7 separate regions of the Homo sapiens genome follow, and regions 2, 3, 4, 5, 6 and 7 are each linked to region 1. Evidence: chromatin loops called from intact Hi-C (ENCODE). Cell type or tissue: PC-3. All regions are shown on one strand. Region 1 has its middle 13 kb from the start of LINC00644. Region 2 overlaps SYT16 (synaptotagmin 16). Region 3 overlaps SYT16 (synaptotagmin 16). Region 4 holds the start of HIF1A-AS3 (HIF1A antisense RNA 3). Region 5 overlaps SYT16 (synaptotagmin 16). Region 6 overlaps PRKCH-AS1 (PRKCH antisense RNA 1). Region 7 overlaps SYT16 (synaptotagmin 16).

The links. A loop is a pair of places that touch in the nucleus more often than their neighbours do. Peaks named below come from ENCODE experiments on the same cell type or tissue, not always from the same donor. Only the 100,000 strongest peaks of a DNase experiment are listed, where the experiment ranks them.
Region 2: it touches region 1 in a loop (13-fold over the local background); 30 of 110 quality-filtered maps call a loop at or near these places.
Region 3: a loop joins it to region 1, with 7 times the contacts of the local background. A loop is called at or near these places in 71 of 110 quality-filtered maps.
Region 4: it touches region 1 in a loop (5-fold over the local background); 5 of 110 quality-filtered maps call a loop at or near these places.
Region 5: it touches region 1 in a loop (8-fold over the local background); 6 of 110 quality-filtered maps call a loop at or near these places.
Region 6: it touches region 1 in a loop (3-fold over the local background); 21 of 110 quality-filtered maps call a loop at or near these places.
Region 7: it touches region 1 in a loop (6-fold over the local background); 70 of 110 quality-filtered maps call a loop at or near these places.

What each region holds. Positions count from the first base shown.
Region 1 is chr14:62,124,664-62,128,663 of GRCh38, forward strand. It overlaps the pseudogene SERTAD4BP. Among named protein-coding and RNA genes, the nearest start is that of LINC00644, 13 kb to the right of the region's middle. In PC-3, a CTCF peak has its summit at 2,403 (motif pointing left); a DNase peak (open chromatin) is centred at 2,388; H3K27ac peaks cover 708 bases.
Region 2 is chr14:61,921,945-61,925,944 of GRCh38, forward strand. All of the region lies in intron 1 of SYT16 (synaptotagmin 16), which reads left to right. Among named protein-coding and RNA genes, the nearest start is that of SYT16, 110 kb to the left of the region's middle. In PC-3, CTCF peaks have their summits at 1,582 (motif pointing right) and 3,205 (motif pointing right); DNase peaks (open chromatin) are centred at 1,597 and 3,217; H3K27ac peaks cover 1,667 bases.
Region 3 is chr14:61,883,199-61,887,198 of GRCh38, forward strand. All of the region lies in intron 1 of SYT16 (synaptotagmin 16), which reads left to right. Among named protein-coding and RNA genes, the nearest start is that of SYT16, 72 kb to the left of the region's middle. In PC-3, a CTCF peak has its summit at 1,962; DNase peaks (open chromatin) are centred at 1,873 and 2,603; H3K4me3 peaks cover 609 bases; H3K27ac peaks cover 2,461 bases.
Region 4 is chr14:61,747,885-61,751,884 of GRCh38, forward strand. It overlaps HIF1A (hypoxia inducible factor 1 subunit alpha), which reads left to right. Exons shown (of 15, transcript NM_001530.4): 15 at 1-374. It overlaps HIF1A-AS3 (HIF1A antisense RNA 3), which reads right to left and starts at 3,213. Exons shown (of 3, transcript NR_144368.1): 1 at 3,001-3,213. HIF1A-AS2 (HIF1A antisense RNA 2) reads right to left here and starts at 1,205. Exons shown (of 1, transcript NR_045406.1): 1 at 1-1,205. RefSeq lists a silencer at 3,235-3,544. In PC-3, no CTCF peak of the experiment used is centred here; DNase peaks (open chromatin) are centred at 1,577, 2,167 and 3,227; H3K4me3 peaks cover 4,000 bases; H3K27ac peaks cover 3,307 bases.
Region 5 is chr14:61,835,897-61,839,896 of GRCh38, forward strand. The region is part of intron 1 of SYT16 (synaptotagmin 16); the gene reads left to right. Among named protein-coding and RNA genes, the nearest start is that of SYT16, 25 kb to the left of the region's middle. In PC-3, a CTCF peak has its summit at 1,900 (motif pointing left); a DNase peak (open chromatin) is centred at 1,895; H3K27ac peaks cover 1,867 bases.
Region 6 is chr14:61,295,045-61,299,044 of GRCh38, forward strand. PRKCH-AS1 (PRKCH antisense RNA 1) reads right to left here. Exons shown (of 5, transcript NR_186042.1): 4 at 3,156-3,472; 5 at 1-686. It also overlaps a transcript of PRKCH not described here. Among named protein-coding and RNA genes, the nearest start is that of TMEM30B, 16 kb to the left of the region's middle. In PC-3, a CTCF peak has its summit at 2,076 (motif pointing right); a DNase peak (open chromatin) is centred at 2,097.
Region 7 is chr14:61,892,332-61,896,331 of GRCh38, forward strand. The region is part of intron 1 of SYT16 (synaptotagmin 16); the gene reads left to right. Among named protein-coding and RNA genes, the nearest start is that of SYT16, 82 kb to the left of the region's middle. In PC-3, CTCF peaks have their summits at 2,325 (motif pointing right) and 2,530; a DNase peak (open chromatin) is centred at 2,350; H3K27ac peaks cover 189 bases.

The sequences.
Region 1 (4,000 bases):
TGAGTGTTTACTATATGCTAGGCACAGTGCCAGTCACTTTCCATGAATTATTTCAATGATCTTATGAGCCAGTGTTATTTCTATCCTTACTTTACAAATGAGATTTCTAGAGAGTTTATGTAATTTGCTCAAAGTCACTCAAATAAGAAGCAGCAGAGCTGGAATTCAGACCACTTCCATCTGACTTCAAAACCCAAACTCATAGCCACGTGCCAGAATGTAAATTATTGAACTCGTCTGGGCTGTAGTTTTCTCATCTGGACACTGAGGAGGCTGAATCAGGTGATGGATACATAGTTATCAGCTCCGAATGTTTTGAGTTCTAATCCAGCCAAGCAAACAGATGTAGGAACTTATGTTTGCTATATATTTTAACCTAAAAGTGGCTAGAACCATCCTCCAAAATTGATACTGAAAACATTTTAAATAGCTAAACAGCTTTCAGGGAGATAATTGTCAAACTGATACCAGCTGTGAAGGCTTTTCAGCATTTTAACAACCCATGTGGGTATTTTTTAAGAGCAATAAACTAAATGGCTAAGTGTGTTGCCCACGGAGGAGCTGAGACTCAAATCTAGAACTCCTGGGAATTTTCTCTGTATTTTCAGGATCTGATACATTCAGTATATTAGGCTAATTGGTTGATGATAGCCAGACAGTCTTTATGAACCTTGGAATCATTTGATATGATTTTTTTGGTCTTGATCTGTCAAATAAAAATATCTTTCCTGGAGGTACACTTGGGATCCAGAACTATAAGTTTATTTGTCATTTGGTTCTCTAATCTGCCACCTGCCTTCCCTTGTATTACTCATTAAAAGATTCTTAATTGGTCATAAATGCTGTAGATATTGCATTACATTGGAAGATAAAATGAGCAGACATTTTAAAAAGATACATATAAGAAAGTCATGTTTGCTCATGATGAAGTTACTCATCTCATTTTCTAGCCTTTTCTCACTGTCACCTACACTATAGTAATTCATTAGAGCTTGTTAAAAAAATTAGAGACCTGCCCAGCTATCATGCTAATAATAGCCATTGATGCTTCTCAATGTGAACCCAGGAAAAGTGACTTCATTCTTCACTATTTAGTTAAAATGCAGTCTGGCTTTGTTCATGAGGCTAAAGCATCTAAGCCAGTGTAGGGAAGCAATAGCAACAACAACAACAATCAATCAAACCAATTGCCTGGCATTCTATTGATATGGCAATCAGCTGATTGACTGAATGTTCTGCTCTTAACTTGTTGCCATAGTGCTACTACTACACCTGCTGAATGCTGCAACCTAGAGGCTCTCAAAATGCAATCCCCAGACTGGCAGCATCAGCATCACCTGGAAATTTGTTAGAAATGCAAATTCACTGCTGCTAGCCCAGATCTACTGGATTAGAAACTCTGGGGGTGGGACCCAGCAATTTGATTTAACATACCCTCCAGATAATTCTGATGCTCACTAACATTTGAAAACTACCATTACATCAATTAGTGAAACAGTTTAAAAAAAAAGTACAAGTAATTGTCACACGGGATAACCCAAAGCTTCACCTAATTATTTGATTAAATCCTTAAAAAATATACCAAAGAAAATGCAGTTTACTAAAAAACAGCCCCTGAGAAACCTGGTTTCAGTGATGCTTTCTTTGTTCTCTCTACAATCAGCTTTGTTCTTCTTTCCTAAACTTTTGAAATCATTGAAAACTCTATATAAGCTGAGTTTGCTTACTGAATTCAGGGACTGTGTAGGTATAGTAGTAGCAACTATTGTCTTTGCTTCAGTTCACTTGTGAATTATCATGACATATTCATTTCTTTTAAGATCAGATACACCACTGTTTTAAAATTCTTCATTCCCTTAACAAAACATAACAACTATAACTTAAGGCTTTCTTGGGTTAATAATCCACAGTGATGTCAGTGGAAAACTGGAATGCTTGGGAATGATTTTGTAGCTTTTCTTACTGACTGAGGAAAATCATTTAGCTACAAAAAGTTGCGGGAAGCTTTTGTAGCTTAGATGCACTGAGTTGGAGGACAAACTAGAAAAAGCAAATTCTTGAACACATTTAAAATATTTAAGCTTAGAAAAATTTAAGATTTTAGAGGAAAACCATCAAATGTCTTGCTGTAGATTTATTTAACTAACACATACATTATTCATTCTTTTGTGAACTAAATGGTTTCAACACATAGAAATATTTGAGGATGTGTATTAAGGGTAAAATAAATTATGTTTAAATATGAAGTTTCTTTCTGGCCTGGTCCCCCGAGGTTGAATGAGAATTGAACTGGACTCAATTTGTTTTCTAAATTCATTCAGTGCTTTCTCTAGAAGCTGCTTGTCTTTAGCTTTCAAAGTAGATCTTGCCTCCTTTTTGTGATATGAGTGCCACCTAGAGTACACTCTGAGAACTCCCTTAAGCACTATCGTTAAACTAAACGATAACTGAAAATTGGCTTTTGGAACTCCGTCCTTCCTTAAGCAAGTAAGAACCTCAGTAGCAATCGTATTTTAAAGGAGAAAACAAAGGTCTTCACTTTCAGTATTATGACAAGGTCAAGTTTGCAAGTCAGAACGTTACCTAAATCTTTCATTTACTTAGAACACCATTAAACCATGTGTTAGGACGATGGCTACACCATAATCATATCATAGAGTGTTTTGTCTACAGATACACCATTATTTCTTTAAAGTGTAATTGGGCTGCCAACTATTTTATGCCAGTTTGATTAACCTAGTGACACTAAATGATCTCTCTGTATTAGGCAGTTTAACTAAAAGAATGATGAAAAATTTCTTTTCTCCTCCCATTACATTCCATTTCAAATTTGGGTGTGTTTTGACATTAAATGGCATGAAATAAAATAGTATATTGGTATTTGACTTCTGAGGGGCTGCATAAGGAAATAAACATGAGTATCCTATCTAGAACATCTGTTTTGGGTCTGAATGGTGGTATTTTCCTGCCTGCAGGCTTTTCAATCCAGGGCAGTTGTCACTGCTTCACCACGTTGAAGGGAGAATACCAATTTCCAGGATCACCAGTTTATTTTTATAGATAAAAGTTATATTATAAGATACTATTTGCCACAATAAAATCTAACCTTTCCCCAATTATTTTATTTGTTTAGCTTATCCAACAAAAGTATTAACATATACATTAACAACGTCGAAAGTAGCCTACTTTAAGAGAAAATATGCAGAAGAAGAAGATTTACATCAAGATTACCATGGGTATTTTCCAAAAGTAAGGGTTTACTTATTATTATTTGTTCATTTTCATGAATGTTGTCAACATAAAAAGCTGTAGTTTTTGTTTTTCTAAATATAGATTTAATGATCATGTTTGCTTTCCAGCACCTGATATTACCTGAGGACAGAACTTGCATTCTCAAACTTTCTCTGGAGAAGCTCAGGTTTCTTGAAGACCCAGAAACCTACTTAAGAAGGTCTGTGTTAATTAACAATTTGCTGAGGAAGATACATCTAGAGACGGAGAAAGAGAGCTATGAATACTTTAAAGAAGCTCCCTGTTATAAGACTGCATATTCTGATACAAGAAAACGGCTGAAGTTTATGGTACAGGAATGCTGTTCTCAGTCTCTCTATTATGAAGAGCTGCATTCGTATCATATTGTGCCTTATGCTTCGGAGAATGCCATTTATGAAATGGGCTACACTAGCAGCCACTTGGAGCAAAATTCTCAGTTGCTTATTTATAAAATGAATTAAAGTAACTGTTAAGTCCATTGATACTTTGTTTCTAAATGCTTGAACTGTTTATAGTGAAGATGTTAATATAAGGCACTCATTACCAGTGCACTTGATATCAAAGATGAGATGCATGCTGAACTGATTGGAGAGAGCAATGGTTATTACTCAGCAGTCCTTAGAATCATCAAATTGAATAGAAAATATGTTCACATATGATAAAGCGGTCAATTAGTGCTTTAGAAGCAAAGATTTTTTTTAAACATAAGATGTGTAGGAAGGGGCCT
Region 2 (4,000 bases), 200 kb before region 1:
AAGTACTTCTATGAGCTTTTTCCCTGGCTTTAAAGTGGGCCCAGGGTTCTTATGTCTAAAATGAGAGTATCTGGCACATATTTAATTGTCAATGCTACAGTCTCAAAAGAAAGAGCACACTTAGGGCTCAACTTAGTGCCTTGTGTAAAGAGAAAAGAAATGCTTTATAAGCAGCGTGGTGATTCCTCAAAGAGCTAGACACAGAGCTACCATTCCACCTAGCAATCCTATTACTGGGTATATACCCAAAGAAATAGAAATCATTCTACCATAAAGTCACATGCATGTGTCTGTTCATTGCAGCACTATTCGCAATAGTAAAGACATGGAATCAACCTAAATGCCCATCAATGGCAGATTGGATAAAGAAAATGTGGTCCATATACATCATGGAATACTACGCAGCCATAAAAAGAATGAGATCATGTCCTTTTCAGGAACATGGATGGAGCTGGAGTCCATTATCCTTAGCAAATTAACTCAGGAACAGAAAACCAAATACTGCATCTTCTCACTTATAAGTGGGAGCTAAATAATGAGAACTCATGGACACAAACAGGGAAACAACAGGTACTGGAGCCCACTTGAGGGTAGAGAGTAGGAGGAGGGAAAAGATCAGGAAAAATAACTATTGGGTACTAGGCTTAGTACTTGAGTGATGAAATAATCTATACAACAAACCCCTGTGACTTGCATTTACTTACCTTGAATTTACAAACTTGTACATGTGCCCCTGAACCTAAAATTAAAGTAAAAAAAAATGGTTTATAAATTTGCATGGGTAGCAATGAAACTAGTGTTACAAAGAAGTGGACTATTTGTAGGCCAGGCGTGGTAGCTCACGCCTGTAATCCCACCACTTTGGGAGGCCAAGGCAGGCCGATCACAAGGTCAGGAGTTCGAGACAAGCCTGGCCAACATGGTGAAACCCTGTCTCCACTACAAATACAAAAAATTATCTGGGTGTAGTGGCAGGTGCCTGTAATCCCAGCTGCTCAGGAGGCTGAGGCAGGACAATCGCTTGAACCCGGGAGGCAGAGGTTGCAGTGAGACGAGATCACGCCATTGCACTCCAGCCTGGTCAACAGGGCAAGACTCTGTCTCAAAAAAAAAAAAAAAAAAATGAAGTGGACCTATTTGTATACTATTCTTTCTGCTCATTATGGCAGGCTGGAAGAGAATGGCTCTTATAAATATTATGTAGAAAATTATTAGGGCAACAAAAGAATATTCCAATTATTTGGGCTACAAATTATGGAACTATGGCACCAAACTCATTCATAAGAAGTAGATCAATACAACTTAACAACTCTCTCTCTCTACCTTTTTTAGCAGAATTATTCATCACTTTCTTATTATGTAAAATGGCAATGATGAAGACTACTTAATATAAATAGTGTATAGATTAAATAAATTCACTGTATCAGTTAGGACTAAATTCAGCCATGTGGCTTGACTTGCATTGTTCTTGGTGATAAATTGTATTGATTTCTACTGCTTGGTTTATTACAGAATCAAGCAACCATTCCAGGAACCCCAAACCTCTCTTCCCCAAATCTCTTATTTCCTGACCTCACCACTAGATGACAATCCCTTCCTGTGTTTTGGCCAGTGAGCGAGCGGAAACATTTCAAGCTGTTTGTTTTACAGTTGTTTCCAAATAGGCGCCCTAGTAATATCTGGAGAGAAACTTTATTTATAGCCTCTAAACATCCTACTGAAGTTATTGGGACGTAGTACAGTGAAATGTCTGTGCCAGACAAATGGAAATGAATTTTGAGTTTAGGGGTTTGACTGTTACAACTTAATTATCTAGTATTTGGTTTTTTAAAAAAAAGTTCTTGAAAATCATGCTGTCATGTCTTTATAAAGATTCAAAACCAACATATTATTAGCAGGAATTTGACCTCCCTTCAAAACCATGTTGACAAAAATGATTATAAGACTACATTCTTCATTAAGATCACAATTAATGTATTTTGTGACTGCTGTCAGTCTTTTTTGTTTGCAGAAATGAATAGTTTCCCTTAAAAGGTAAATCTCAGGCGAAGTTAATACAAAGTGCTATACATGAAAGATTACTATCTATGCTGAATCAGGATGAAAGGAAAGGGATATGGAGACACTGAAATTATTTTGACATTAAAGTTGAAGTGGTGAGTCTTGCATAGTAGACAGTCCCTTTAAATGACTGTTTTTGATGAACTTGGTTACTCCCAGCACTGTGCTAGGGGGCATGGAGAGATACAAAAGGTGGGGTTAAATTGGGTGAAGTTTATTTATTGAGATTATTAAACCAAATCACCCCAGAGCCCCTAATGGTTGGCAGGTCTCTGAGATTATTTGAGGGTATATGAGACCTTGGAGCCAAGATAATCCCTGGGTGTCAGCACATTAGGATATGTAAGGTTTAGAGTTGTCTTTCAGATGAAATTGTTAAGCAAGGCTTGGAAACTTCATTGCAGTTTAACCAGAGAGTAGAAGTGTTTGTAGCAGCAGCAGCAATTTAGGATGTAAACAACTAGTGTGTTATGAATTCAGAACGAGGGTGTATTTCCTTTTCATTATTAAATCAATTACCTGAATGAAATCTTGGTTCGAGTACCTACCCCTCAAAATTCTGTATAAAAACCTTTGATGACAATCTAGTTAGTGCTATCGGCTACATATTGCACCAACTTGTGCTTCTTTTTTTCTCATACTACCATGTTTTTCTTTCCCTGTATGAAACCCTCTTGCTTATGAGAGACCTAGCAGAAATATTCCTCAGTTTCTTATTATGTAAAATGGCAATGATGAACAGTACCTAATACAAATAGTGTATGGATTAAATAAATTTGCTGTATCAGTTAGGATTAAATTCAGCCACAAGTGACAGACAACCCCAAATTATGGTGCCTTTAACCATTAGTTTATTTCTCTATCATGTAAGCAAAGTTCACAGGCACTTTAGTTTTGGGTGATTGTGTTAGCTTCTTGATCCTTAGGGACCCAGGCTGCTTCTGTCTCATTGCTTCACCATCTTTAACACATCTCAAAGTTGCCTATAAAACGTACACTTGCATCTCATTTGCCAATCCTTAGTTATATGGTTTCATCCAGTTGTTAGAGGTGCTGGGAAGCGCCCTCTTGATTTGGCACAGCCATTGGCATAGCTAAATGCTGGTTGTTCTATTCCTAAGGAAGAAGGACAGAATAAACACTGGGGGGCAGTCTCTGGCACGGTAACCTAGCATAGATTCTGACGGTAAGATGCTCTTCGATTGCTTTTTCAATTCTCTTCCTTCCCTCTTTCCCTCCTTTCAGCTATTTACACCTGGGATGGGTCTTTATGCTGAGGTTGGAAAGTGTTAAGCCTGAAAAGAGAGCTTTTTGGCAGTAAGAAAGGAATTCCTGTGGCCAGTTTTAGTTAATTTGTGACTGTAGAGGAAAATCTTGGCATAGATTAGTATCAAATCATGTGTTGTGCAAAGAGTGTCCAACGTGGACACAAAATGGTGTATTAGCATTTGCTTTTAAGTAGCTAATTATATTCTTAGCATTAAAATGTAGAAAACAAATACTTTTCAAGATTACTTCAGAAACTAGCATTGCTTAGTCTCATTGTAATTAATGTACAAAAAAGGGGGTTTCTTCTCTAAGATTTTTAGAAATGCATACACAGTTTTCCTTGTACAGAGAACATGTGTTCTCTTATGAAAATTTCCTGGTTAGGCTTTATTTTGACCATCTTTCACGTTTTGGCCTTATTTTCTTCTAACATCTTATGATGCAATGATTATGTTCCTCTCCCTTTTCACCTAAATTGAATAAATCAGAATCTCTTACCTTGAAGGTGAGAGAGAATTCCTGGAAGAATTATCTGAAAGCTGTGTGTGGGGCCTACACACAACTGGTGGTATTTTTCCCTCAAGGAAAAGGTGGAGATTTCACAAGAATGTAAAAGCCAAAGGAAAACTTGGAAAATCTAAGACCAGGGTCATGGTTCAGATTGTGTAAG
Region 3 (4,000 bases), 240 kb before region 1:
AATATTTGGCTTCTCATTACTTATGCAAATTTCTGCAGCTGGCTTGAATTTCTTCCCAGAAAATAGGTTTTTCTTTTCTGTCACATCATTGGACTGCAAATTTTTCAAATGTTTTTGCTCTGCTTCCCCTTGAACACTTTACTGCTTAGAAATTTATTCTACCAGATACCCACTATCATTTTTCTCAAGTTTATAGTTCCACAGATCTCTAGGGCAGAGGCAAAATGCCACCAATCTCTTTGCTAAAGCATACCAAGAGCGACCTTTACTCCAGTTCCCAACAAGTTCCTCATCTCCATCTGGGACCACCTTAGCCTGGACTTCATTGTCCATATCACTATCAGCATTTTGGTCAAAGCCATTCAACAAGTCTCTAGGAAGTTCCAAACTCTCCTACATTTTTCTGTCATCTGAGCCCTCCAAACTGTTCCATCCTATGCCTGTTATCCAGTTCCAAATTTGCTTCCACATTTTTGGATATCCTTGTAGTAGTACCCCACTCTTGGTACCAATTTACTGTATTAGTCTGTTCTTACACTGCTGTGAAGAAATACCTGGGTCTGGCTGTTTTATAAAGGAAAGAGATTTAACTGACTCACAATTCCACATTGCTGAGAAGACCCTAAGAAACTTACAATCATGGCGGAAAGCAGGCACCTTCTTCACAGGGTGGCAGGATGGCATGAGTGCAAGCAGGAGAAATGCCAGATGCTTATAAAACCATCAGATGTTTTGAGACTCACTAACTATCATGAGAACAGCATGGGGGAAACTGCTCCCATGATCCGATTACCTCCACCTGGTCCCACCCTTGACATGTGGGGATTATGGAGATTACAATTCAAGATGAGGTTTTGGGTGGGGACACAGGCAAACCATATCAGCATCCTTTGGATTTCACTGCCACTCCTGTATCCTCTACAACTACACACCCATCAGTGGCCTTTGTTTTTCTGCACCTACCTTTTCTCCAAATTGAAATCTCAGGACTATTTTTCAATAATAGCAGGTAGATTTTCAGTAACTATGAGAAGGAAGTATATAACTAGTTATCTGGGTTGATGAGCTACCCAGCAATCCATTCATCAGCAATAAGTCTTGTAAAAACATAAAAAAGAAAACTCTTCAGGCTTCCTTTATTAATATTAAAGATTGTTAGAAGTGATCAAAAGTAAGTTAATTATTACGTCGCCTCCTTTCTTAAACACAGATCTTCAACTAATTAAGGAAGTACCTTCTGTATTACTAAAGGCACTGTGCTTCAGTCAATGATATGCATATATCCTACAATGAAAAAATCTAGGTTTAAAGTGATAAACAGCTTCTCTTCTCCACTGATTGGAAGTTGCCACTTGCAAGAAAGCCTGACCAGTTGAAGGACAAAGTTGAAAAGTTCTTTGTTTTTGATGATGTGCCCTGTTTTTAAATTCGAGAGCAACAAGGCGTGACTACTTTCCTGTTTCCAAAATTAGCAGGAGTAGCAGGACAAGATTAATAGGTGGGTTCATTATGCCTAAGAAGCTGACTTTTTTTTCCACAGAAAATAATTGCTTTTTTGGAGTGCAAAAAGCTTTTGCTCATGCAGTGTCAAGATCTGTTATGTTGATTGGGGGATGAAGTCACTCTTCCCACTGTTTGTAGGGCAGAAAGTCAATAAATGTGATCGGTGGTTTTGTACAGCATTGAAAAGTCTCCAGAAGATTTCTCTCTTTTGGGACCCACTAAAAACCAGAGGACTCCAGGAAATAAAGCCAAATTGTGCTCTTTTGACATGGGGCCATAAACGTAATGGAATGATTTTTCCCATGAAAGATCTGAGCAAAATAACCTCTACTGATTTATTTGACTGAGTCACATCCAGCTTTCCTTCCTTCTTAGGTGCTGTTGCTTCAGAAAGTATCATCACAATTTCATTATCTGTCTAATACTGTGTAAACAGATACCTTATTTCAAATGGACACAAGGAGGTAGTGGAGTAGAGAGTAAGATCATGGGCTCTTGAACCAGACTCTTGGATTCTAAACTTGATTCAGCTGGTTTTAGAATGTTGGGTGAGTAACTTACTTTTTCTTTGCCTCAGTTTCTTTATCTAAAAAGGGAGAGAGGGTAGATAATTACCTCCCTTGGCCATGGAGTGTTTTTGTGAGGATTAAATTTATTTATGTAAAGTGCATGGCAGATATGATGATGATGATGATGATGATGATGATGATTACTGAGGTAACAAGGACTGGCTGAACATTCTCTTGTGGCATTCAGGGAACACTGAAGGTGAATTCTGCCTAGCATTAACATTTGTGGGTGGATGAATCCTTGCACATATAGTCAGATAAATGTTTAATAAGTGGTCATTGGGGGTTTGACAAAGCAAGGAGACATTTAGAAAACATACAGAATCCTGTTTTAGAATGTCTTACTTGATAGATATTATTTCTATTTACAGGCTTACTTTGGAGATATTGCAGGTTTGGTTCTAGACACCAAAATAAAGCAAATATCTCAATTGAATGAGTCACATACATTTTTTGGTTTCTCAGTGCGTATAAAAGTTATGTTTACACTATTATGTAATCTATTAAGTGTGCAATAAAGTGATGCCTTAAGAAGTACATACCTTAATAAAAAATATTTTATAGCTAAAAAATACCAACAGTCATCTAAGTCTTCAGTGAGCCATAATCTTTTTGCTTGAGGGTTTTGCTTCGATGTTGATGGCTGCTGAATGATCAGGGTGGTGGTTATTGAAGGTTGAGGAGGCTGTGGCAATTTTTTTTTTTTTTTTTGGAGACAGAGTCTTGCTCTGTCGCCCAGGCTGGAGTGCAGTGGAGCGATCTTGGCTCACTGCAAGTTCTGCCTCCTGGGTTCATGCCATTCTCCTGCCTCAGCCTCCTGAGTAGCTGGGACTAGAGGCGCCCACCACCACGCCCAGCTAATTTTTTGTATTTTTAGTAGAGATGGAGTTTCACCATGTTGGCCAGGATGGTCTCGATCTCCTGACCTCGTGATCCGCCTGCCTCGGCCTTTCAAAGTGCTGGGATTACAGGCGTGAGCCACCGCACCTGGCTGGCTGTGGCAATTTTTTAAAATAAGACAGCAATGAAGTTTGCTGCATTGATTGACTCTTCTTTTCACAAAAGATTTCTCTGTAGCATGTGATGCTGTTTGATAGCATTTTACCCACAGTGGAACTCTTTTCAAAACTAGAGTCAATCCTCTCGAACCTTGCCACTTCTTTATCAACTAAGCTTTTGTATTATTCTAAATCGTTTGTTGTCACTTCAGCCGTGTCCACAGCGTCTTCACCAGGAGTAGATTCTGTCTTAAGAAACCACTTTGCTCATCTGCTCATCTGTAAGAAGCACTTCTTCATTCATTCAAGTTTGACCATAAGATTGCATCAATTCATTCAGATCTTTAGGCTCCACGTCTAATTCCAGTTCTCGTGCTATTTCCACTGCAGTTACATCCCTACTGAAGTCTTGAGCCCCTCAAAAGTCATTCATAAGGGTTGAAATCAACTTCTTCCAAACTTCTGTTAATGTTGATATTTTGGCCTCCTCCCATGAATCACAAATGTTCTTAATGACATTTAGTGAATCCTTTCCAGAAGGTTTTAATATGGTAGCAGTAGCCTTATGAAATGCATTTCTTTAAGGGGAGTTACGCTTATTTTTTTTTTGTCTTTTTTTTTTTTTTTGTCTTTTTTTTTTTTTCCTTTTTATGGAGAACGGGGTCTTGCTATATTGCCCAGGCAGGTCTCGAACTCCTGGGCTCAAGCTATCCTCCCGCCTCTTGCCTCCCTGAGAGCTGGGATTACAGGCGTGAGCCACTGCGCCCGGCCATGAAATGTATTTCTTAAATAATAATACTTGAAAATTGAAATTCCTCCTTGATCAGTGGGCTGCAGAGTGGATGTTGTGTTAGCAAGCATGTAAATAACGTTGATCTCCTTACACATCTCTATCAGAGCTCTTGGGTGACAAGGTGTACTATCAGTGAG
Region 4 (4,000 bases), 380 kb before region 1:
GCTAATATTGTGTAACTGATATTAAACCTAAATGTTCTGCCTACCCTGTTGGTATAAAGATATTTTGAGCAGACTGTAAACAAGAAAAAAAAAATCATGCATTCTTAGCAAAATTGCCTAGTATGTTAATTTGCTCAAAATACAATGTTTGATTTTATGCACTTTGTCGCTATTAACATCCTTTTTTTCATGTAGATTTCAATAATTGAGTAATTTTAGAAGCATTATTTTAGGAATATATAGTTGTCACAGTAAATATCTTGTTTTTTCTATGTACATTGTACAAATTTTTCATTCCTTTTGCTCTTTGTGGTTGGATCTAACACTAACTGTATTGTTTTGTTACATCAAATAAACATCTTCTGTGGACCAGGCCCCTTTGATCAGCTTTTATGTTCAAATATTAATAATATTTGCTTCAACACCTCCAACTCATAAAATTGTTTACCAACAATTTAAGCACTTATGAAAATTACATGGTACTGGTTATTTCTACATTTATCTTAGTGCCATCACCTTAATGTATGTTGAGTCCCTAAATGTCATGTTAAATAATAACAACCATAATATCCCATTGAAAAGAGTATGTTGTTAGAAAAGAAACATCATTTTTAAGTTTCTGAGCCTATTAAAATGCTCAAACACAAAATATTAGTATTTTTAAAATATGAATGGGATGAGTGAAGCAGTTCTCAGCATTATAGTCACAATGTTACAAAGGCTAGAGCTTCTCTGAAGATTTCTAATCTGTTCCCATTAACAGATTAATAAATTTAGACTTCAAATGAATAATTTGCCCAAGCTTTAAAAGTAATAGATGGCAGACCAAAAATGTAAGCTTAAGTTTCCTGACTCTAAAGTCAAACTTAGAACAAATTTGGTTTGTTTTTGTTTTAATGATACTGCGTTTTAAAACAAAGTAGCTTTATCCTTTTTCTCCTGTATTTTTCTTTTACAAAATAGCTGTATTTCTTTTATACTGATAATCTCATTTTTAAAAATCAGACAGTGTAGAAAGATATTTTTTAAAACAGAAAAATCACTATGAATCCCTGCACCTACAGGTACAGAAAATTATTTTTATGAACAAATTATGTAGGAAGTGCCAGAGCCTTAGGTCCTTTACCCTGAGGTATATATACTGAACAAAAGGAACTGAGCCACAGATCTCTTAGGTAGCTCTTTTTATCTTACAATGGAGGACAGTGATTACAATTATATGAAAATTTTGGAACAAAAGTTAATACTAAGATTCAGTGCAAAATTTGGGGGGGGGGGGGGCACAGGTATACTTAAGCACAAACACTGTGACCCAAAGTGCTTCAACATTTAGTTACAGATAGTAGTATACTAGAAGTGGTATTTTAGAATAAAGTGGTTGCTTAGTATTCACAGGTCACAAAACAAAAAATTATTCTTGTATAGCAAATTAGCTTCAGTTGAAAACTATTTGTAAAAGCAGATTATGTAATGACCAGGAGTTCAGGAAAATGACTTCTGAAAGCATTGAGAAGGGAAAGCCACGTTAAAGGACAGTACAGCTGGAAGGAAGCAAGTACTTACCCACTGCTCAGTCACTAAGACAACAAGCTCCTTGGAGTGCTTTAAGCTACGGAATAGCAGAACTGGCCCTTCCCAATTTTATGCACCGTCACAAATTTCTTCATAATGGTTTTGTCCAAGGCTTATAACCCAACCCTGGCAACTATAATCCTTACTTTATGAAACAGCTGTATTTCTTTTATACTCATAACCCAGAAAAATGAGAATGTATGTTCTGAGTATAAAAGAAATGTAGCTATTCCATAAAAATACAGGAGAAAAAGAATAAAGCTATTTTAATTTTTTTAATGCAGTATCATTAAAAAACAAACCAAGTTTGTTCTAAGTTTGACTTTAGAGTCAGGAGACTTAAGCTTACATTTCTGGTCTGCCATCTATTACTTTTAGAGCTTGGGTAAATCTTCATTTGAGATCTAAATGCTATATATAGTTCATTCATAGCAGTACCAGATAAGGGAGGAGTATATCTATACAGTATATAGTCTTGAAGAAGTGATCTAAGGCTCGGAGCTTTTGAGGTGGCCATGAGTGACTCCAAAGTCCATGGAGCTAACCACCCTGCAGTGCTAGCCAATCCAGTTGAACATACCCTTTTCTCCATTGTTAACTGTTTGTTTAAATAGCAAACAGAAGGCGGCAATGGAGGTGTGGAAAACTGAGGATCCGATGTCACTTGAAAGTAATGAGATCACATAACATTGAGGGAATGTCCTAAGAGGAGTGGCAGGGCATAAATAGAAATGAATAAAAGTGTTTTCAAGTGCCATTTAGTGGGTTCTGAATTTGAACTAGAGATTGAGATATCCAGTTATGGAGACATTAACTCAAATTAACAAGGTAGTGAATGGGAAAGCACAAACTATAAAAGACTGTATCAATGTATGGTATTTTTTCCCAGAGCTGTTTTGACTTAATGGCATAATAGATATGTTTAAGTTTTTATAACCTCACGATTATCATTCCAAATCTTATTTTCCTCCTAGAAGCCTCTGTACAGAAAAGATGAACTTAAAATTACTCGCTTTGTAGAAACTTAATCTAAAAGTTCAAAATGTTTAAGTAGCAATACCTAAAACAAGTTGCAGAGTAAAGAATCCTCTTTTTTTCTTTTTTTCAACATTAAGATTTGGTTAAATAAAACCTTTGCAAACGTGTTGCCAGCTGGAACCAACAAAAATGTAAAGAAAAAAACTTTTACTTTTTTTTTTTTAAGTTTTCCACTAACCACTTTGCTCACATTTCGTTCCTTTAAATAGAGATGAACCTGTCGTCCCAGATTATTTTACAGAGAAATAGTGAAATTAGTGGAATTCGATACAAAAATAGTCTCCCTGTAGGATAAAAGTTATACTTTACCATAAACCTTCCTATGAACGCCTTCTGGAGCTTTGATGTGTTCACACCTTTCAGAGGTTTGGACATAATTTTTATTCTTACCTGTAGTGGATAGTTTTTCCAAGACGCTGCCCAGACACCCGATCTCCGTGTACTATTGAATTTCGTTTATTCCCTTGTCTTGGCTCCATTCTGGGACGGAGAGGAAAGACAGGTGCCTGAGAGCGGCAGCGGTCAGAGCCCCGCGGGGAGAATACCAAGCATGCGGAAGGTACCCGGCACCCTTCTGTTCCTGGTGTGGCTGGCGCTACATGATGAGGATGCGAAACCCAAGCCAACCCGAGAAACTTCCCGAGCCCCGCCCGGCGCGCGGCAGGCCACGCCTCAGTACGTGCTCGGGCGCAGCACCGCAGTCCCGGGCCCCGCCCGCGGCCCCGGCCGTGGGCTCCAGGGCTCCAGCCGCGCAAGGCGACTTTCGTGTACGCTGTGGGGTGGCTGCTGCCCGCTGCGCGTACGTGTGGGAGCGCATGCGGGAGGCCCTGGCCGCTCCTGGCCTGCGAACGGGCGGCGCCAGGCGTGGGGGGTCAGCCCTGGGCTTTGTCTTCTGGGACTTGTCAAAGTCGGAAGCCTAGTGCTTCCCCAAACTTTGTTTTTTAGATGGGGGGGGCGTGGGCGAATGGGACTTGATGTATTGCGGAAGAGCTGCCTCCCGAAATTCCCAAGCAAATGCTTTGGGGTATGAAGCTTTTTCTTTGTAGAATAGAAAAAGTTGAGTTCTAACAGATTGGATAGTGGTTAGTTATATAATACTTTTTTAAAAAAAATTAGACATCTAATCAAAAATAGAGGAGTTCTATGTTTATTTAAATATATTCCTCTTAAGGCACTCAAAGAGTTCGTTTATTTTAAATAAAGCACGTTGAGATATGCCTAGTTAAGGATCTCGAAACTTTATCCCACTTGGTGCCGTTTTTATTTTGGTGGTTTTGTGGGGGGTGGTTTTTTGGGCTTTTTACTGTTTTGATTTTATTGTATGCCAGCTATTGAGAATCCTTTGGGAGAAGATAATCTTGTTGGACAGAAGGGAGATGAGTGTATAGAG
Region 5 (4,000 bases), 290 kb before region 1:
CTCAATTTACATGTCCCAGGTGAGTAAGACCCACTCTCGTTGGCCTAGAACGGTGGTTTACAAAATATGGTTACTGGACTAGTAACGTTGCCATCACCGGGAACTTGTTAGAAATTTAATTAATCAGAACTTGTATCAGATCCACTGATTGAGAAACCTGGTGGAGCGTAGCAATCAGTGTTTTGATTAGCCCCCCAGGTGATTCTGGTACTTGCTAAAGTTTGAAAACCACTGGTCTAGGGGCAGCTTATCTTTGTATAACCCAGAGGTCAGCTCAAGTCTTTACTCCTGTATCCTTCATACACATCATAGAAATTGAATTCCTGGGGGTTGATTTCTCATGGTACCTTCCACCTCTTTGTGCCTGCACCTGCGTGTGTTTATTGCTCTACTTTACTGCCGGTGGCTGCTCTTGTGTCTGCATTGCAATGGCCCAGATCGGCAAAGGAAAAGGAATCCATTTGCCTTAATTCACACAAACATCAGCAGTCCATTCACTTGAAAGGCATTTGAATATGTAGAAAACCAATTGATGGTTTGGAGGGATAGGAGAAGTTTATATCTTGGTAACATAAACAGTCTAAAATTGAATATTAAATGTGCACCTTCTGAAATCCTGTAGCCATTCTCCTACATTCCTTCCCCAGTCCCTCATTTTCCTTTCTACTCCACCTCCCATTGATTTGCTTTTTTCTCTAGAGTGATTTACTAATTCTATTTGTTTCCTTGTCTTCTGTTGTAATAACCAGGATTTTTATTGCAGACATTACAACCTACTCAACTACCTTAAGAGAAAAGAGTCTCAACTATAGAGTTACATGGCAGCTTACAGAATTGATGAGAGGGCCGGGGAAACAAGCTTGTTAGCCATTCAGTCATAGGTAACCTTTACATCCATTTATTTATGTCTGTCTTAATTTCTTTCATTGAATTTCTAAACTTCTATGAATTTTTTTGTGTGGCCTTAAATTAATACCCAGTTAGGTTTTTATTTTCTGTCATGATTTCATGCAAATTTTCTGATTGCTCTGCAGATTTTCCAATCTCTCCTACCTCCCCTGCAGACAGTACGCTAACCCCTACTGATAGGAGGAGCAAGGGAAGTGATTTGAATATAAGGCCAATTCCCCTTGACTGAGGCAGTTGAACCTGCATTTGATGAGTTTGACATTGAGCTTATCTTTCTTCCTGTTTGAAGACAGGACTTTGAGATTGAGGGGGTTTCAAATGATACCTCTATTCAGTGGTAAGTCTGTGCTGGTGAGCAGGGCCAGGCCTCCTCATAGGTGTTGATCCTAACAGATTTCCATGATTCTCCACTGAGTGGCAGAGGCTGATTTTTTTTTTTTTTTTTTTTTGAGACAGGGTCTTGCTCTGTTGACCAGGCTGGAGTGCAGTGGTGCGATCTTGGTTCACTGCAACCTCTGTCTCCTGGGCTCAAGTGATCCTCCCACCTCAGCCTCCCTAAGTAGCTGGGACTACAGGTGTGGGCCACCTTGCCCAGCTAATTTTTTGTATATTCAGTAGAGACAGGGTTTTGCTATGTTGGCCAGGCTGGTCTCGAACTCCTGGCTTCAAGTGATCCTCCCACCTCAGCCTCCCGAGTAGCTGTGATTACAGGCGTGAGCTGCCGTGCAGCTGAGGCTGATCTTGGAGCTGGGGAATCGGCATCTGAAAGCTGCTAAGGCCTCACAAAGGCTCTTGGAGGGTTTGCCTCTAGAAGATGGGTACATTAATAATATGAGAATCCACCGCTCAGTGGAAAAGTCCTCTAGATACAGGCTTTCCAATTATTCTGTATTGCCTGTCTCCTGGGTTCTCTTTCTCTGTGCATTCCAGAACAGCCACGCCTTGGATGCTATGCTTCTGGCGTGCAGAGTCACCCTGCCACCTTGTGGCCATGTTTGGGAACTGTACTTCCTCAGATGTCGGCTTCCTTCCTATGTCTTTCTCAGTATCCAGCAAAGCTGAAATTGGTCACCCTGGATTGCTTCTGCCTTTAGCTTTTTGAACTAATAGGATTTGAAGAGATACTTCATAGCATACACCAAAAGAAGACTTTCTAATAGCTTTAAACAGAAATATATATGCAAGAAATTTCGTTGCCCCTGTAATGACATCTTGACATATTAGATAATGTGTGTTCAAAGCAAGAATAGGTCAATGTTATGTCTCAAAGCTGTTTCAGGGCTGCTCTGAGAGATACTGTACTTTTCCTGGGGATTGGAGTGAGCATTATGTAGTAGACATTAATTTTAGAGCACAGTTCTCTTTTAGGTCACATTCCTTTATTTTTCTATATTGAATTAACTACCTGACTGGTGGGAAAATTAAATCTCAATCATTACTGATACCCTTTCCCACTCCATAGGATAATATAAGAATCCCAGGCTGGTACAGTGCCATAAATTTGGGATGGGGCCCAGTCCACTCCCCACAGTTGGCTCCGTCATGACCACTGCACATTCCGACATGCTGCTGCTGAAGACATGATCCCCAGCAACTAGGCTGTCAGAGGACCCTCCCAGCTGTTCACCCACTGACGACCACCCTGAGAGAGAATGCACCATGTCCATCTACTGTTGGCTTTCTGGAAGAGCTCCCCCAGCTCCCACCTACCCAGGCACAGGTGGGAACGAGGTCTGTGTTTCTGACAGAACACAATCTCTTAAATTCATTCCTTTCCTGTTCTGGAGAATATTCCTGTCCTTTCCCTTTTGGCATAGGCTTTCTTTCACAAAGCCCTGTCTGGATGGGAACTTTTGTAAGTACCTTGAAACTTCAATTTATTACCCTGAAATTCACAAAATTATTAAAAATGGAGTGTGACTCTTGCTAAGGACTCAAAAACTCCAAACATAAAGTTGTCTATGTTATTGGAAGGGAGAAGGGAAAAATACTGATAGTAGCAATAGCAGCAGGAAGAAAGTACAAATTAATATCTCGATGAATCATCATGCCCCATTGTGTTTGATGTAGGCAACAGGCCTAAGGCTTCTGCAGCTAAATCTTCTCTTTACTTGGGCCATCCCTAGCAAGTGAAAGGGTGTTTATTGAGGGTGTTTCCCCACCGGCCCCCCACCCCCCCGCCATGGTCTAAGCACTGTGCTGGGTTCTTGCAAAATGAAGATGACCTCGCAGCCACAATTACAGAATGGTAATCAAGTACTAAGTGCTAGGAGAGGAATACAGCTGGAGTTCTGTGGGAGTGCTAAAGGAAGTTGCTGTAGTCTAAATGTGCCCTCCAAAATTCATGTGTTGGAAACGTAATCCCCAAGGTAACATTATTGAGATGTGTGGCCAAAGGGAGGTGTTTAGGTGATAGGGCTCTGCTCTCATGAATGGATTAATGCCACTATAAAAACAACTCTTGGGAGTGGATTCATGCTCTGCTGTTCTTCTGCCATGTGAGGACACATCAAGAAGGCCCTCACCAGATGCTGGTACCTTGATCTTGGAGACTTTTCAGCCTCCAGAACTGTGAGAAATAAATTTCCATTCTTCGTAAACTACCCAGTCTGTAGTATTTTGTTATAGCAGCACAAAATGGACTAACACAGAAGTGATGATAATTGCAGGAGGAGTTATATATAAGTCAGGAGGTAACCTATATGAGATGATATTTTAGCTGTGCCGTGAGAAAGCATCTGCTTGGTGGGAAAAGAGTGAGGTGCAGTACATTCAGGCAGTGAGAACTGCACCAGTACAAGTGTGGGAATGCTCTGTGGCTGAGAGTGATGCACGTTTTGGAATTATCTGAGGAAATGAGTAAATGTGAACTGGGTTGGAGCCCAATCACATTTGACCTCATTTGAAAAGCCAACAAAATCGTAATTTATTTTTTAGGCCAGCAAATCACAGTCCATTTTCTGTTGCATTATATTCCCATGCGCTTACTTAGGGAAATGTGCCAGTTCCTCAGGGCTAACTGTATTTCTATGTCTTTTTCTTGTGATGAAGAATGTCATTAATCTGGGAACATTGTGGAGGGGAAAGGGGG
Region 6 (4,000 bases), 830 kb before region 1:
TTAGTAGAGACAGGTTTTGCCATGTTGGCCAGGCTGGTCTCGAACTTCCAGCCTCAAATGATCCACCTGCCTCGACCTCCCAAAGTGTTGTGATTACAGCCATGAGCCACCACGCCTGGCTCTTGTACCTATCTTCTAAAAAATAATGTAATTGACATGCAGTTGTTTTATAAACAGAGAACATGAAAAAGGATTCTGTATTTTAAAAAAATTCAAAAGAAAAAATATCAAAGAGAGTCCTGTGGTCTCTAAAGAACTTCCAGGTCTGAAAGACTGGTTTCAGATTGCCATGTTGCACAGAATTACTGGAAAAGATTTTTAAAAACATCTCCCCTGGGAGAGTCACCAGGTGATACTGATGTTGTCAGTCCCTGGCCAGCTAGAGGACACAGCCATGTAATTTAGCTATTGACACATCTAACTCCTCTGCCTCTTACTAAATATGGGACCTCAGGTTACTTGAATTTAATAAAAAAATTTTGTTTCTCCTGAGCGGCAACGTGGAATAGTAACATGAAGGATGGTAGTGAGGCTTAAATGGGGTAATGCCGAATCCAGTGCCTGGCACAAAGTAAAGCCTAGTAAGTGATACGTTGGTCTCCATAGCATCTAGCCCATGGTTCTCAACCTTATCCATAGGTGATTCCATACCACACGTCTTCCTTCTTCTCCCTTTGCAGCATATTCTAGACCAAGAGGAAGTAAAGAAAGCAATGGCTTAGTATGGCTGTTACTGTTGCTGCCCATTTGTGGAAATCATTGTTTCGAATGCTCTCTGCATAAAGTGATAACCCCCGATAAATAACTTATATTTTCACCCTTTTTTTTTTAAACCCTTTGCTGGTTTTCTTGTGGCTTTCCCATTATGGTGGAAATCCCCCTTAGAATTCAGGTAAGCCTGGAAGTTCATTCAAGAAACATTTGCAGTTGTGCCTGAAGCGGTCGGCTAGGGATTGATATGATCTTCATTCCCCAAAGAACTTGAAGCCAAGTGGAAAAGACAAATCAGTAAAATACCAGTTTCCACATCATAACATGTTAGAGGAATTTTTGTTGTTTTGAATATCTCACTTGCTGGGAGAGAGTAAAAGGGTAAACTTTATTTTTAAAATTCCTTTTTCAAATAGAGCAGGATATTTAAAAAGCAATTCTTATGGGGGAGTTACCAATTTTGTATAGAATATGGTTCAAACCACTTCAGAAGGGCTGAGATCAAAGAGCCTTAATCTTGAAGAGGTCACAGAGCTATGAGGCATTGTTCTTGGGGTAGCAAGCTTGGCAGCTCCTCGGGGGATCGGCTAAGCTGATACACACCCCTGCTCCTCCCATCCCTTCTCCATGTGTGCTGTACCACTTCCACACTTATGCCCCCAGAGTTGGGTGGCAGTGTGAGCAATGGAAAATTCCTTTGACCCCAGAACTGAGCTGTGAAGGTCATGCCACGGGGTGCATCTTTCCAAAATAGAACCAATGGATCTCAGCTCAGCTTCACTTTCTTTCTCTAAAGTCCAAGATACGTTCAGTAGCCCCATAATCTCCTCTGTCTTGAAGGGCTGCAGGGAGAATGGTTAGAATAGTCATTTTCCATGCAGAAGACTGGCCATCTGCTAAACTTGTAGACATCAAGATAATATCCTTTTATCTATCCCCCTAATCTTACCCTCCCTTTAAAAAACTATCCTAAACATATTATTTCATCCAAGGTATTTCTAATGATTTTGTTTCTGTGGGAATAGTGTATACGCATGAGGAACCCTATGTATTATAGTTTCAGGTGATTGAAGAGTGAAAGTAGAAAGTTGTAAAGTGCATATAAGTTATGGTTTCAGGTTTGTCATGAATTATTTTAATTTAACATGTGATCTGTAGTTATCTATGCAATATGATCATTTGTAACTCACATGATTGTAACTCACATGACAATGACTAAGGCAAAGATAAAATTTTTGTAGGCAAGGGCAGTTAACTATGCAATTTTGAAGCTTGTAATGTATTAGATTTTACTATTTTATTATTATTTCAGTTCTGATTCCCTTTCTTCTTCTTTTGGCTTATGGTTTGTGACCATTAGATGGCACTGTGCATCTCAAATATGGAAAGCACTTGGCATTCAAATGCTAGGCTATGCAGAAGAAAGTAACGTGCATTAGTTAATATTTTCATGCTATGGTTTCAATCAGGGTAGAAACATTTTATTTTTCATATAAAATTTGCCAATGTTACAGTTTATTAAGGAGAAATCCAGAATGTAATTCCACAGTCTTATGAAACTTACCTTGCATACAGAAACTATTCCTTTCTGTGTGACACAAGAATAATCCCTCTCAAACTTAGACTTGGGCCTGGGGCTCCTGAGTCAAATGAGAGAATACAGTTCCTTCACCTCCACTTCAGAGCATTATGCTGCTGATTTTCTAAGAATGTTGGTGAACTCATATTTGTCTGCTGCAGTGGTCTCCAACCTTTTTGGCACTAGGAACTGGTTTCATGGAAAACCATTTTTTCATGGAAGGGGAGGAGATGCTTTCAGGATGAAACTGTTCTACCTCACATAATTAGATATTAGATTCTCATAAGGAATGTGTGACCTAGATCCCTTAAATCCGCTGTTCAGGATAGGGTTTGTGCTCCTGTGAGAATGTAGTGCTGCCACTGATCTGACGGGAAGTGGAGTTCAGGGGGTAATGCTGGCTTGCCCGCCACTCACCTCCTGCTATGTGGCTGGGTTCCTAACCGGCCACAGGACTGTTAACTGTTCGTGGCCTGGGGGTTGGGGACCCCTGGTCTAGTGTGTTCTGTCATTTGTAGGTCCTTATCACCAGAAGCATTTGCTTACAAATAGGACGCAAATTCATTTACAAATTACAAATCATCTGAGGTGCTAGTCTTAACTCTAGAAAAGAATAAAATTAATTGGCTTTCAATCCCAGGAGCTAGCTTTTTTACTCTCATCTTTAATCAGCTAATGGAAGATGATGTTACTGACATTTCATCCCCAGACTTTGTCCCCTACATAGCACAGCCCTTGATACACCAACAATCTCTTTGTTCCCCTTAATCTCCAGCCTTCTCTCCTACTGTACAACCCCTTCACTCCAGAGCTCTGCCTGAGGCCTTGTGTCCTCTCCTTCTACAACTCCCCTGAGCAGTCTCACCTGTGCCCAGGACTCCAGTTCCTTGATGGTGTTAACGTTTCCCAGTCTGTATCTTCAGTCCATGCAGCCACTTCTTCCACTTGGATGTCTTCAGGCACTTCTAAACTTAACTCATCCAAAATAGTGCTCACTATGCCCAACTTCAAACTTAGTGTTCCCTCTCTCAGGGAATGCCGCCGTCATCAGTGACATGCCCCATGCAGAGATCTGAGTCAGGATCAACCTTCTCTTGCTCTCATCCCTCAACTTACCCAGGGATGAGGGGAAGAGCCAGGATTTGGAACCAGGAAGTGCAGCTCCACATCACGATCCCTAATCTACAACATGATAGAGAAAACAAATAAGATACATATTCATTTACAAATTACAAATTATCTGAGGTGCTAGCCTTAACTCTAGAAATGTGAAACAGATTTTCATTATTTTAATTGAGGATACTAGTATCTATTTAATAAAACTTTGTCATGTGGCCCTGTTTCAGTACGTAGATATCTGAGAGTAAGAGGGTAGTTTTTTTGTTTTTGTTTTTGTTTTTACCAAAACTCTTTTTTTCCTGCTTTTTACTGTTACCAGCGGTGAATCCCTCTGGGTCTGCAGCAACCTCAATTCTTGCCTCCTCAGAAGAAAGAATTTGACCAAGGGGCATAAAGCAGAAAGATAGTGCAAGGCAAGTTTTAGAGGAGGAGTGAAAGTTTATTAAAAAGCTTTATAGCAAGAATGAAAGGAAGTACACTTGGAAGAAGGCCAAGTGGGCGACCTGAGAGATCACGTGCATGGTTTTACCTTTTGACTTGGGGTTTTATATGTTGGCATGCTTCTGGGGTCTGGTGTCACTTCTCCCTTGA
Region 7 (4,000 bases), 230 kb before region 1:
TGCCTCCTCTCCTTCACACCTCATGCTCCTTTCTCTCTTTGCCCTCGCTTTGTCCCCACTGCTCCCCTGGCCACCCTTGGCCTCCATTTTCTCTCATGCTCTGCCTTCCATTCTTTCTCCTTCCCCCATTTATTCTTCCTCACCCCAGCCCTCTCATGGCTCTGTTGCTCCCTTTGCTAATTTTGTTCCAGGGCTGACTCTCCTCCGTGGTGACCTGCCTGCTGCTCCAGACTTGTATCCCCAGCTTGGCCTTCCCAGTGGAAAAAGAGTTTCCCTTTCACAATAGTTCCAGTAAAAAGTCTCAGGATTGACTCTCATTTGGCTGATGTGGGGACCAAGAGGCTTTAGAACCGATGGGGGGTGGTGACATCCCTTTCTGAACCATGTGGACTGAAGTTCAGGTACATCAGAGTGCTGGAGAAGGGGAATTGAGGACTGCATTCAGAAGAAAGGGGATTAGATACCGGGCCGGCAAGAAAACTAAGGCACCATTACTGTTCCCATTGGCCAGGCTTGGTTGGTAGTGGCTGTAACAAACAACCCCCACATCTCAGTAAAATACAGAATAAACGGTTTTTTTTTTTCCTTCCCTTTGCCACGGTCCAGTGCAGGTGGGGCCGCCTTCCACAAGCCTTCCTCAGTGTGGTGACTCAGGTGTGGTCCTGCTGTACTGGAGTCCTTCACTTCCAGGGCATCAATAGGAGGAAAAGAGTATAAAACAGGCCGTTATAGCGACACTCATGTGGTGTAGAGAATTCCTGCACACTTCCCATTAACTGGAACCCAGTTCCTGTTCTTGATCTTACCAGAAGAGATACTGGGAAACTTCGTGTTCTTATGTGCCCAGAAAGAAAGTGAATGTGGTTTGGGGAGCACACAGCATTGTTATGGCCATAGCCAGGCTGTTTGGATACATAATTGGATGACAAGCAGCTGGTACTAAACCAATATAAAGTTAACGCTGGGTATTTATGACTTGTACGTTTATGCTTTCCTCTGAAATGCCTTTCATTCCTTCTTTGATTTTAGATATTGTCCTGAAATTCTGCTTTTATGTGAAGCCTTCCAATATGGCACTGTATAAGAGCTTAGACTTTGGAACCAAATGGCATAAGTTAAGTTTCAGCTTCCCCATTTTCTAGGGGGTGACCTGGAGCAAATTAACCTCATCAAGCCTTTGTTTCCTCCTCTCATATACTGTGCAAAAAGAATCATTAATAATAATCCAGATTTAAAAAGCATTCAAATCACTTGGGTGCTTGTGACGTTTTCTTTTTTTAGCTGTAATTTTACTTAGCAACTCAGTGAAGCTCAGCAAATCAGTGGTACATCTGGGCGTGGGCTGCACTGTAGGCTCCCATTTTCCATCCACTAGAATCTTATGATTTCAGAGCCAAAGGGAAGTTCAGTGGTCACCATTCCAACCTCCCCATTTTACAGAAGAGGAAACTGAGGCTCAGGCAACTTGATTGTGCACATGGTGGCAGAGCTGGAGGTAGGTCCCATGTCCCCCGATTCTGCATCTTCTGATTCCGCATCTGAGAGCCTGTGGCTCCTCTCTCAGCGGTGGCCTTTTTCTTTTGCAAATCTTGTTACCTCAACACATCAAAACCTGGCAGTCTAAGGAGAAGGCTCCTCAGTTCTACCCCACAGCTCAGGAAAAAAAGGCCTGGCTGGCATGGTGGCTCATGCCTGTAATCCCAGCACTTTGGGAGGCCAAGGCGGGCAGATTACCTGAGGTCAGGAGTTCGAGACCAGCCTGACCAACATGGTAAAACCCCATCTCTACTAAAAATACAAAAAATTAGCCGGGCATTGTGGCAGGTGCCTGTAATCCCAGCTACTCAGGAGGCCATGGAAGGAGAATCGCTTGAGCCCGGGAGGCTGAGGTTGCAGTGAGCAGAGATTGCGCCATTGCACTCCGGCCTGGGCAACAAGAACGAAACTCTGTCTCGAAATTAAAAAAAAAAAAAAAAGCCTGTTCATTAGGTTCTCGGTTCTCTCTCCGTACCCACCCCCTGCCCCCCAAATCAAGTGTAGACATCTTTTTTGTGTTCTAGACATAAGACCGTCCTATCTGCAGCAACTGTGGTTTAAAACTTTTTGGTTTTACAGAGATGGCTGCTGCAGCTCAATGAGAGGTGATAAAGACATAGGTAATTGCTGTAGAATAATCCTGCTGCCAAGAAGATGATTGAACTCCCACACAGAAGGTGAACAGATGGTATATTTATTGAAATTCATAGGCTGTGAGATGGAATAATTTAACTGATGGCTGGGCACCCTCATTTCAGATTGAGGGAGGTTCTCAGAAGAACAAGTGTGCCGCTAGGTGGCGTGATTATCTAGGGCCCAGTGTGGTCTTCTCAGAGAGGGAGGCTGGATTCTGTGCACACTCAAGAATCACTTCATTTCCTAATTGGGATGACAAATCTTCCCTGTGGCTAAGTAGGAAACCATCATGTTTTTAAAACTTAAAATCGCTTTAATTATAAAATAAATATTTACCACTAAGGACTTTTGCATGGAAAAAATGCAATCAAATGACAGGATATCAAATTACCAAAGAGATGGGGTCATGGCTTGTTGGGGGGCAGTTTCTGGACCAGGAGTAGCTGTGGGCTCCAACACTGTCTCAAAGCATTGGCCCATCTGGGCCCAATGACATTTGCTCCCTGCCAGCTGCCTCACTCCTCAGCTCTGCCCACTGCTTGCAGTGCAGAACGGCAGAAACAACGGGGGCTCTAGAAACCTCATTTTTGGAAGTTGGTATCGTTAATGGCATTATATCAGAGGAAGAATAAAGGAATCCATTGTGAACTAATGTGAAGGAATGGAGGTAATGATTAGATCGCACAGGTAGGTTGATAACAACTTAACCTCTGATGGTTTCCCATCCTTATCTCTTTTGTTTAGTTAAATTTTTTTTAAAAAAATCAAAGTTCTTCCTCTAATGCTGAATCCCTCTGGCTTCCAAATCTAGAGCACCAAGAAACTTTGCCAGTGACTTTGGGATGCCCACACCTTGCTGATTTTGTGTGGGTACCACTTCCTGCTTATGTTTGATTTCATAAATGTGTCCACTTTTCAGCTCAGCAAATATTCATTGAATCTTTTTCTTGTTCAAGCTGTTCCTTTTTGTGTCTGAGTTTTCTCATCTGCAAAATGAATATAAATACTTGTCTCAAAGGGTTGTTGTGAGGATTAAATGAGTACTTTTATGTAAAATGCTTAAAACAGGGCCTGGCAAATAGAAAGTACTCAGTGAATATTAGCTGTATTTTACTATTACTGCTACCCCCACCACTAGCTACTATTGTATTACTACTACCACACCACTGATGCTGCTGCTGTTACTATGTATTTCTACTATATTGTTACTACTACTGCTACTGTTACTCTTGCATTACTACCACTGTTACTCCTACTATTCTGAATTAATTGGATTTTTGAGTCTTTATTACCCTGAATTGTAAAAAAAAATTAATCTTGTCAATTTAAGGTACATTTATTCTGCATTTTTAGGTAAATATTAGTTATTTAGGAATTTTTTTCTATGATCACTTCTCCTCAGAGGATGAGCTAACCTCTTAGGGTTTTATCTCCAGCCTGGCAGTGCGCGTGGGGACAGTGTGGTTCATGATTGCCCTCTGTTTGCGCTGGGCTACCTTGTCATTACTGTAGTTTGTTCTTTGGTCTTTGCCCTTACACCTCTCTGAGATCTCAACTGGTCGCTTTGGAGCCATTTTTTTTTTTTTGGAACTTGGTGGGCGTGGGGGATGGGATGGGTAGAAACCGGTCAGAATTTTCCAGATCTTCTCTGGCCCTGTGCTTTGTGAGGCTCAGCTAAGGCTTATTCTTGCTTATATGGGCAAGAACCCCCATACGTCACTCACACACTGCTGTGGGGACCAAGCTGGACTAGAGGTCTTCCTGCAAGGTGTACAGGTCCCCTGGGCTATACCTGGGAAGTAATGTACAAACCCCTTTGTCCTGGAGT